2 separate regions of the Mus musculus genome follow, and region 1 is linked to region 2. Evidence: chromatin loops called from intact Hi-C (ENCODE). Cell type or tissue: gastrocnemius. All regions are shown on one strand. Each heading gives the region's core, and the rest is flanking DNA. Links, peaks and the distances in the headings are about the cores only. Region 1 has its middle 6.5 kb from the start of Vil1. Region 2 overlaps Usp37 (ubiquitin specific peptidase 37).

The links. Hi-C counts contacts between places; a loop is a spot of excess contacts. Peaks named below come from ENCODE experiments on the same cell type or tissue, not always from the same donor. Only the 100,000 strongest peaks of a DNase experiment are listed, where the experiment ranks them.
Region 1: it touches region 2 in a loop (2.5-fold over the local background); 17 of 42 quality-filtered maps call a loop at or near these places.

What each region holds. Positions count from the first base shown.
Region 1 is chr1:74,400,637-74,405,033 of GRCm38, forward strand. No RefSeq gene overlaps it. Among named protein-coding and RNA genes, the nearest start is that of Vil1, 6.5 kb to the right of the region's middle. In gastrocnemius, for the core only: no CTCF peak of the experiment used is centred there; no DNase peak of the experiment used is centred there.
Region 2 is chr1:74,450,653-74,455,049 of GRCm38, forward strand. Usp37 (ubiquitin specific peptidase 37) reads right to left here. Exons shown (of 24, transcript NM_001310662.1): 18 at 3,176-3,431; 19 at 2,035-2,201. Among named protein-coding and RNA genes, the nearest start is that of Vil1, 43 kb to the left of the region's middle. In gastrocnemius, for the core only: a CTCF peak has its summit at 2,268 (motif pointing left); no DNase peak of the experiment used is centred there; H3K27ac peaks cover 492 bases.

The DNA.
Region 1 (4,397 bases), core at 258-4,257, 50 kb before region 2:
TATTGCAACACACACAAGGCAAAATAAATAAAAATAAGTTTAAAAAAATTGCTTGAGGCTCATGATGAACAAAATGTCACATGTGTATAGAAGAAATGGTCCAAATGGGCAGGGAGACCACAAAGATCGGGAGTGTCGTCACATCCTCAGTAGTGAGGCAGAGACTCTTGAATGGGCAGTGCCAGTCCAGTAAATGCTTACCGATTGGAGTCAGGTGACATGCTTCAAGTGACAGTCTAAAGACACTGGGACTTAGGAAAGCTATCCCTGGTTATTATCTTAGCTTCCAGATATTAATTTTGGCTTGTTTGTTTCTTTGTTTGTTTGTTTAAGACAGGGTTTCGTGTTACCTAGACTGGCTTCAAGGTTGATACACAGCTAAGGATAACCAGGACCATCTGAGCCTCCTGCCTCACCTCCCAAATGCTGGGATTACAGATGTATTCCTCACCGGGCTCTAGAGGTCAATTTAGAAGGAAAAAGTTCTAGTTACGAACTATCTGATTTGCATATCCGGATACCTTCATCCCGATAGTTAACACCCAGCGCCAGCCACTTATCTCGGTCCAGTCTTGCTAGAGAAAGTGCAAAATGTAGTTAGTGTTATCTGTTATAACTAGAACCCTGACTCACCGAGACCCACAGGAATGGAACCTGCAAAATACATCGTGCCATCCAGCGTGAAAGAGAATTTAGGAACTGATCAATGACCGCAGCGCTGCAATGCTGTGGATGTCTGTGAGCGGCTTGGGGGTTTGAAGAGCACACGGATGCCTAGACACATAAGGGCAGCCCCTGGGGCTTGAGCAGCGACTCCCTGCTGGAGGGAAGCTTGCAGAGCAGGGGTCTGTGAGGTGACTTGAGGGAGGAGGATGAGTGAGACTCCTGAGCAAGGCTTCAGAACTGGCTGTAGCAGGAAGTACAGAAAATGGCAGGAATGACATCCAAGTGGAGGAGCATGGCACAGCAGGATAAGAGTGACCTCTCGTATTTTGTTTTATTTTATTATTTTATTTTGAGATGGACTATCTCTGTGTATCTTTGGCTGTCCCAGAATTCCCTCGGTAGACCAGGTTGACCTCAGACTCAGAGATCCACCTACATCTGCCTCCCAAGCATGCATCTCCACATCTGGCTCATTTTTATTGTCAGCTCATTTTAATTTATTTACTTGTAGACAGATTAAAGGCATGCGCCACCACGCCTGGCTCCAATTCCCTTTTTATTCATTCATTTATTTAAAAATTTTTATTAGATATTTTCTTTATTTACATTTCAAATGTTATCCCCTTTCCTGGTTTCCCCTCTGAAAACCTCCTCTCTCCTCTTCCCTCGTTTATTAATTTTTTGAGATGGCAAGGGTTTGGAATGTAGCCGTGGCTGACCCAATACTTCATATGTCATCCAGGCCAGCCTTGAATTCATGGTACTCTGCCTACCTCAGCCTTCCAAGATCCTTGGGATTACAAGCATGTACCACCATGTCCAGTGAAAGTGCTGCCCTGCCCCCACCCCCATTTTAATAGGCATAGGGTACAACCGAGGGACCATAAGCAGGAGAGGGGTGTGAAACTACCTACCAATTGCACACTGGAGACTGAGGGAGATGGGCACACACCTGTCACCTGGAGTTTGGAAACTAAACAGAAAACAGAAGACTGGACTGGGAGAACACAGCCCCAGTCCTGGAGATGAGGAAAGGGCCCGACCTGGGGCAATGGCAGAGTGAAGAGGGAGGCCTGGAAGATGCCTGTGGAAGGAGATAAAATGAACAGGGCAGGAAGTGAGGTTGATCGCTTCTGGGCAGGGGTGGAGGAGGAGGGGAGCGAGTCTGCATCACTTTAGGGGATGCTTAGGGATACAGCCAGTAAAAATACCTCTAACTGGTCCTGGGATAGAGCAGATTTCTCTTATTTCTCCCCGTCCCCTTCTCTTTCTGTCAGAAACAGACATTCAGTACAACCCTGCTGACGGTAGTGTAATAGTGTAAACTGGTAAAAGCCTGGGAGAATGAGCTAACAATATCAGAGAAAGCATGTCTTTTTAGAAATTACTTATTTGATTTTTATTTTATGTGCATTGATTTTTTTTTTGTTTGTTTGTTTTTATTTTTGTTTTTCCGAGACAGGATTTCTCTGTGTAGCCCTGGCTGTCCTGGAACTCACTTTGTAGACCAGGCTGACTTCGAACTCAGAAATCCGCCTGCCTCTGCCTCCCAAGTGATGGGATTAAAGGCATGAGCCACCACTGCCTGGCTGTGCATTGATGTTTTACCTCTATGTGTGTATGTGTGAGGGTGTCAGCTCCACTGGAACTGGAGTTACAGACAGTTGTGAGCTATCGTGTGGGTGCTGGGAATTGAACTCAGGTCCTCTGGAAGAGCACTTAACCACTGAGCAATCTCTCCAGCCCCTGTATGTCTTTTTTTTTTTTTAATTAATTGATTTAGTGTGTGCGTGCTCAAGTGCACATGTGAAGGGTTCAGAGGGTGTCTTGAAGGAGTTCTCTCCTGCTAGGTAAGTGTCAGGGATTGAACTTGGGTCCTTGGGCTTGTCAACAAAGTCTTACCCACTAAGCCATCTCACCAAACCTGGTTTGGGCTTTTTGTTTGGTTGCTTTTTGAGACAGGGTCTCACAATGTAGCCTTGGCTGGCCTCATATGTACTCTGTAGGCAAAAATGACCTTGGACGTAATAGCTTTATTTATTTGAAAAAATTACGTATATGAATGTTTTGCCTATATGTATGTATACCACATGTATGCTGTGTCTGTAGAGGCCAGAAGAGGGTGTTAAAGCCCCTAGAATTGGAGTTATAGATGGTTCTGAGCCTTCCTGTGGATGCTAGGAGCCAAACCCAGGACTTCTGCAAGAGCAGCAAGTACTCTTCACCTCTGCGCCGTCTCTCCAGCCCTGCCTGGCTCTTGCTTCCCTGCCTGGCTCTTGCTTCCTCCCCACGTGCAGCGAGGTCCAGTTTATATCATTTGATGGGAATTGGACTTTATGGCTGGTGGCACTGTACTAGCTGGGTGACATTGGCAGCCCCAACTTTGAACCTCTGCTTTTCTGGCTTCTATCATACCCATGTGCTGGTGTTACAGGTGTGCTCCACCACAATAGGCTGAAAAATGGTTTGGTTTGGTTTTTTACCATATAGGTCAATTTGCATCGGAACAATCCTACTTGTAAGTATTTGCCCTGTGGATGAAATGTATTCTATTTGTAACTTGCTACATGTAAGGGTACTGATTGCATCACTGTTTATGATAGCTCAAGTATTTATAACAGTTCAAGGATTTATAATAAACACTTGAAGCAACCTGTGTTGCCCAGCAAGGGACTAGTTAAGTAGACCTTAGTCCTTAGTATAGCTACACCAGAGAGTTCTTTTTGTTTGTTTGTTTTTGTTTTGTTTTGTTTGGTTTGGTTTGGTTTTTCGAGACAGGGTTTCTCTGTATAGTCCTGACTGTCCTGGAACTCACTCTGTAGACCAGGCTGGCCTCGAACTCAGAAATCCGCCTGCCTCTGCCTCCTGAGTGCTGGGATTAAAAGTGTGTGCCACCACTGCCCAGCCAGAGAGTTCTTTTTCTTTCTTTTTTTCTTTTTTTTTTTTTTTTTTGCATTTAGCAGAAAGGAAGGAAGGAAGGGAGGAAGAAAAGAAAGAATAGGTCTGAGGGAGGAGTTAGTTCAGTAGCTAACTTCTGTACACAAACCTCTGCGTTTAATCATCAGCCCTGCAAATTTTTAAAAATTAACTCCAAAAGGACAATTGCTAAAGAAGTAGAAAGTGAGAAATCAAAGGACTTGTGTGTTGGCGACAAACTATCTTGACTGGTGACTTCTATCTGAGATGAGGTCTCCCATGTTACCCAGGCTTGGCCTAGCGCTCAAATAATCTCCCTGCCTCAGCTATCTGAGTGGCCGGGAGCACAGGAGCACCCTGGACCCCAGGATGATCCCTAGCTATCAGTGGGAAGCCTGCCACTGAGAGCCTAGCAATATGGCTTATGCCAGAATAACTTGTCACTGGAGTGTCCTCTGGTGCCGTTCACGGTCATCACCTTTGAGCCTGTGCTGAGCGAGTAGACTCATACAGGGACCAGCGGTATCAGTACTCCCGAGGACCTTGTTAGCGATCTAGAACCTCTGGCCCCACCCAGATCTACTGGATTAGTATCTCAGCTTACAAAGATTCCCTGGTGATCCTAAATGATGGTTTCCTGTGAGAACACCGGACACTAAAGTATTTCTGAAGAAACTGTTAATTGGAATCTGCTTTAGGCTTTTCTTAAATGGTAGGAGAAGCCGGGCAGTGGTGGCACATGCCTTTAATCGCAGCACTCAGGAGGCAGAGGCAGGCAGATTTCTGAGTTCAAGGCCAGCCTGGTCTACAAAGTG
Region 2 (4,397 bases), core at 84-4,083:
GGACTCTGACCTATGTGGAATAGAAGCTTGTTTCTTTTCAACACTGTCCTCTTAAAACATAACGTTGGGGTTTTTATTTCCTCTGGTCAATAACATTGTCAAGTCATTCAATGTGACTGTATGGCGTATTTTTTTTTTTAAATATAAAAAAATGCCAGGCACAGTGCTGCAGAAATGGCTCAGCAGTTAAGAGCACTGACGTCTAGAGATCCTGAGTTCAATTCCCAGCACCCACATGGTGGCTCACAACCCTCGGAAATGGGATCTCTTCTGGTCTGAAAACAGCAGCAGTGTAATCATTCACACCTAGCAAACTACTTACTTTCTTTTCCCTGGACTTAGCATTTATCACCCTTTATGGTACAGATGTAAACACTGCTACACTGCAGATTTCAGACAACCTACAGTGAATATACTTATTCTTTTTCAATAACTACTTATAAGTAGTGTAGAACACAACTGGCTCTCCTGAGCGGATGATGAACACTTCCATCCAGGAGACACTCATACCCTGTGTGTGACAGCAGAATGAGCAGTATCCCTACAGGTTACCGAGCCATCTATTTCTACTTTATTCTAACTAAAGAAACCAGATCCACAAGACAGGTTTGGCAGCAATACTAAATGAAGACCCTTGACTGTCATTTTTCTGAAACAGCAAAGGTATTCTTAGGAAAAAATATAAGTAGGCTGGGCAGTGGTAGCACACACCTTTAATCCCAAGCATTTGGGAGGCGGAGGCAGGCAAATCTCTGGGTTCAAGGTCAACCTGGTCTACAGAGCATGTTCTAGGACAGACAGGTCTACACAGAGAAACCCTGTCTCAAACAAAACAAAATAAGAAAAAAAATGTAAATAAAAATGTTTGAGCCGGGCAGTGGTGGTGTATGCCTTTAATCCTAGCACTTGGGAGGCAGAGGCAGGAGGATTTCTGAGTTCAAGGCCAGCCTGGTCTACATAGTGAGTTCCAGGACAGCTAGGGCTGTACAGAGAAACCCTGTCTCGAAAAACCAAAAAACAGGAAAAAAATAAAATGTTTAACTGCCTTTATGACTGGGGACAAAGTTCAGTAGTAAAATCCTTGTATAAGGACCTGGGTCCCATCTCCAGCGTCACATACATGTATCTTATTACACTGTAAGTAGAAAAGCACTGCTTATAAATAAAAGGTTAGAAGAACCGATTGAGATTGTAAAGGAGCTCTTCTCAATCTTAGTTGTTCATTAGAATCACCAGGGAAGACTTTTAAAATCTAGATTAAAAGAAAGAGAAATCCAGATGCCCAGTCCATATCCAAGGTTTATCCTTTAAAGATTTATCAGTATTAGGACAATTCAGGCATCAGTATTTTTGGAGCACCTCAGGTAACTTTAAAACATAATCAAGATTGAAAAGCACTGGTCTGCCAGGTGGCTGGGGTGCTCACCTTTACCACCAGCCCTGGGAGGCAGAGGCAGGCCAATCTCTCTGAGTTCAAAGGCAGCCTAGTCTACAGAGATAGTTCCAGGACAGTGAGAACTACATGAAGAAACTCTTTCTTGAAAAACAAAACGACAAAAAAGCAAAACAAACAGACAAAATAAGGGTCCAATCACCAGAATTTAAAAATTATTAGATTTTAGATATTTGTGGTCAAATAATTTATAGTAAAAGAAATATTGTAAAAAAAATAACCAGGGCTGAAGAGATGGCTCACAACCAGAAAATAACCAAACAATAATCTACCACTCATAAAATCATGGTGAGGTACTTGTTGACAGCTTGCAGAATAAAGCTAATGGAATAATCTTTAACATCCCTATAGCATATAACATGGCCAACAATATTTTATTCCATTTTAATAATAAAAACCCTACTAATTTAATAACTGTTCCAGTCCAAACAAGCCCAAATAATTTTTTTCCAATAACTAATTGTATGTAGCTATCTAGGAGCAATGAATGACTAACACACAGTAAATGATTAACACGCCAGTCTTTGTGATTCCACTCCTGGAAGCATGGAAGCAGCAGCAACAGGAAGAAAGTGTCTTACTTGCTCTTGAAGGCTCTGAGCCAGTGCTTGCTGCAGCTCCTGCTCTTCTCTTTCCCGGTCTACGTCATACTGCTGGAGCCAATCAACCTCTCCCTGAGAGCCTTCTGGAGTTTTGTTTTCTTTATTCTCATCACAGTCTTTTGTTATCTCAGTAAAACTAGCAGGACCTGAAAAGCAAAACATTATTTTGGAGAAACCCTGAACTTTGTGGACTCTAGTGACACCTACTGTTAAGAAAGAGTAATTTACCTTGCCCTCATTAACACTATAGGTTAGGGTCTAATGTAGCTCAGGCAGGCCTAGAACTTTCTAAGTATCTGAGGATGGCCGAGACTTTGACCTCCCATCTACACTTCCTTGATGGGATTACTGTACACACCATCATGCTTGGTTTGGGGATGCTGGGTTTTGTGCATGGTGGGCACACAGCTACTAAACAAGCTACCAAGCTACTATACTCCCAGTTGTACTTAGAATTTTTTGGGACAAATAATTTCATCTTACCACATCTATATCAGGGTTTCTCAGGCTCAGTATCATTAATAATTTGCATGAGGTGCCGATGAGGCCTTTTGGGGAGTGGGAAATGGAGAAGTGTGTATGCTGTAAATTTTAGCAGAATTCCCCAGACTCTCTGAGATAGGAGAGCCACCTTACAGGAATTAAAGATCCCTTTCATCTATGGAAATGGAAGTGGCTCATGCCAGAAGTAGTCCATGTCTCTCTATTTGTGACGACCATTCCAGGGCAGCAGAGAATGCCCTTGATTTAGAAGCACTGACCCACAGAATGGTTCTGAAAACAAAGAATGACTATGACCAAGTGATATGCATTATAGAGTGACTAACAAGAGCAGGGGAATACATTGCATTAAGAGGAAATAAATACCTCAGAAGAACACCATCAGCTTTTTGGGTTTTGTTATCCTGAGGATACACTAATTATTATTTTACTTGCATATAAAGTAATTTGAAATTAAGACGCTCTGACTCCACAAAAATCTAGAAAATAATTTTGCGATATCGCTCTATGACTTCCATGTCCAAATGTGAGGGCTTTAGGATAACTTAGAAGCTGCATGTCAGTAAAGGCTCTGGAACACATGTTTTGTGTAACAGATACTTATCTTGGTGAACCTTACCTGGCTCAGTGATTGTTTTGGACTTCTCAATTTCCATAGCATCTGGATTTTCAGGCATTTCTGGAATATCATCTTCTGCAAAGCCGGTGTCCGGACTGCTGGTTGGCTTATCATCATCTTCAGGGCTAAGTACCGGCGAAGCTTCTCTCCTGCTTATCTCTAACACAGCTGCCAGCACCTCTTCCTCACTCATTCTGTCAAATCCTGAGTTCTCCAGTTCTGCCTTCCCAGGCTCTAATCTGCACAATTTCAAATCCTGAAGAAGAGCATTACTTTTACAAGAAGGCAAAATGTCCATTAATATACCCAATGTCTACCAATATGAATGTCAATCAATCAATATAGCTAATGCTCAACACTATATCTAATATACTCTAGAGTTTAAAGTGGGAACTGGGAGGCTAGAAAGATGGCTACACACACAATTTAAAAATAAGAGTGTGGAACTGAATTTGTGTGCTACCATGTCTGGCTTCTGTGGTGCTGTTGCTCACACCCATAGCTTCATGTACTAGGCAAGCACTTTACCAACTGAGCTACAACTCCAAACTGAACAGTTTTGCTTGATTACAACAGTGCCAAGTATACCCTTTAAAGAAATGTGGAAGGTAAACACTGCTAAAATAAAGTTACTCAAAACAATAAGTTAACTGGGTGTGGTGGTGCATGCCTGTAATTCTAGCACTTAGAAGGCAGAGGCAAGAAAACTGTTGTAAGTTCTAGGCCAGCTTGGGCTATAACATGAAATCCTGTCTCAAAAAAGCCCAAAAATCAAAAGATTAGTCAAAGGTAATAAGTACTAGATATACATGGATTATACTGTAAACATTCTTTTTATTATCCTAAATATTCTATTTTAAATGCTGGCTGGCAGAGTCAGATTATATAGCTCTGACTGGCCTGGAACTACTATATGAACCAGACTCACAGATAGCCACCTGTTTCTGCCTCCTAAGTACTGGGACATCACCTAGTAATATTGTCTAGTCTTAAATGAGAAAAATGAAAACTACACAAGATTATATAAATCATAAAAATATATGGAGTTCCTTTTATTCTAGGAGAATTTCTAGTATTCTTTCATATTCCAGGGAAGCAATTAGAACCCTTCAGCTCTCCACTAAATGCAGACACTATTGCATATGCCAGCAAGATTATGCTGAAAGGACCCTGATATAGCTCTCTCTTGTGAGGCTATGCCAATGCCTGGCAAATACAGAAG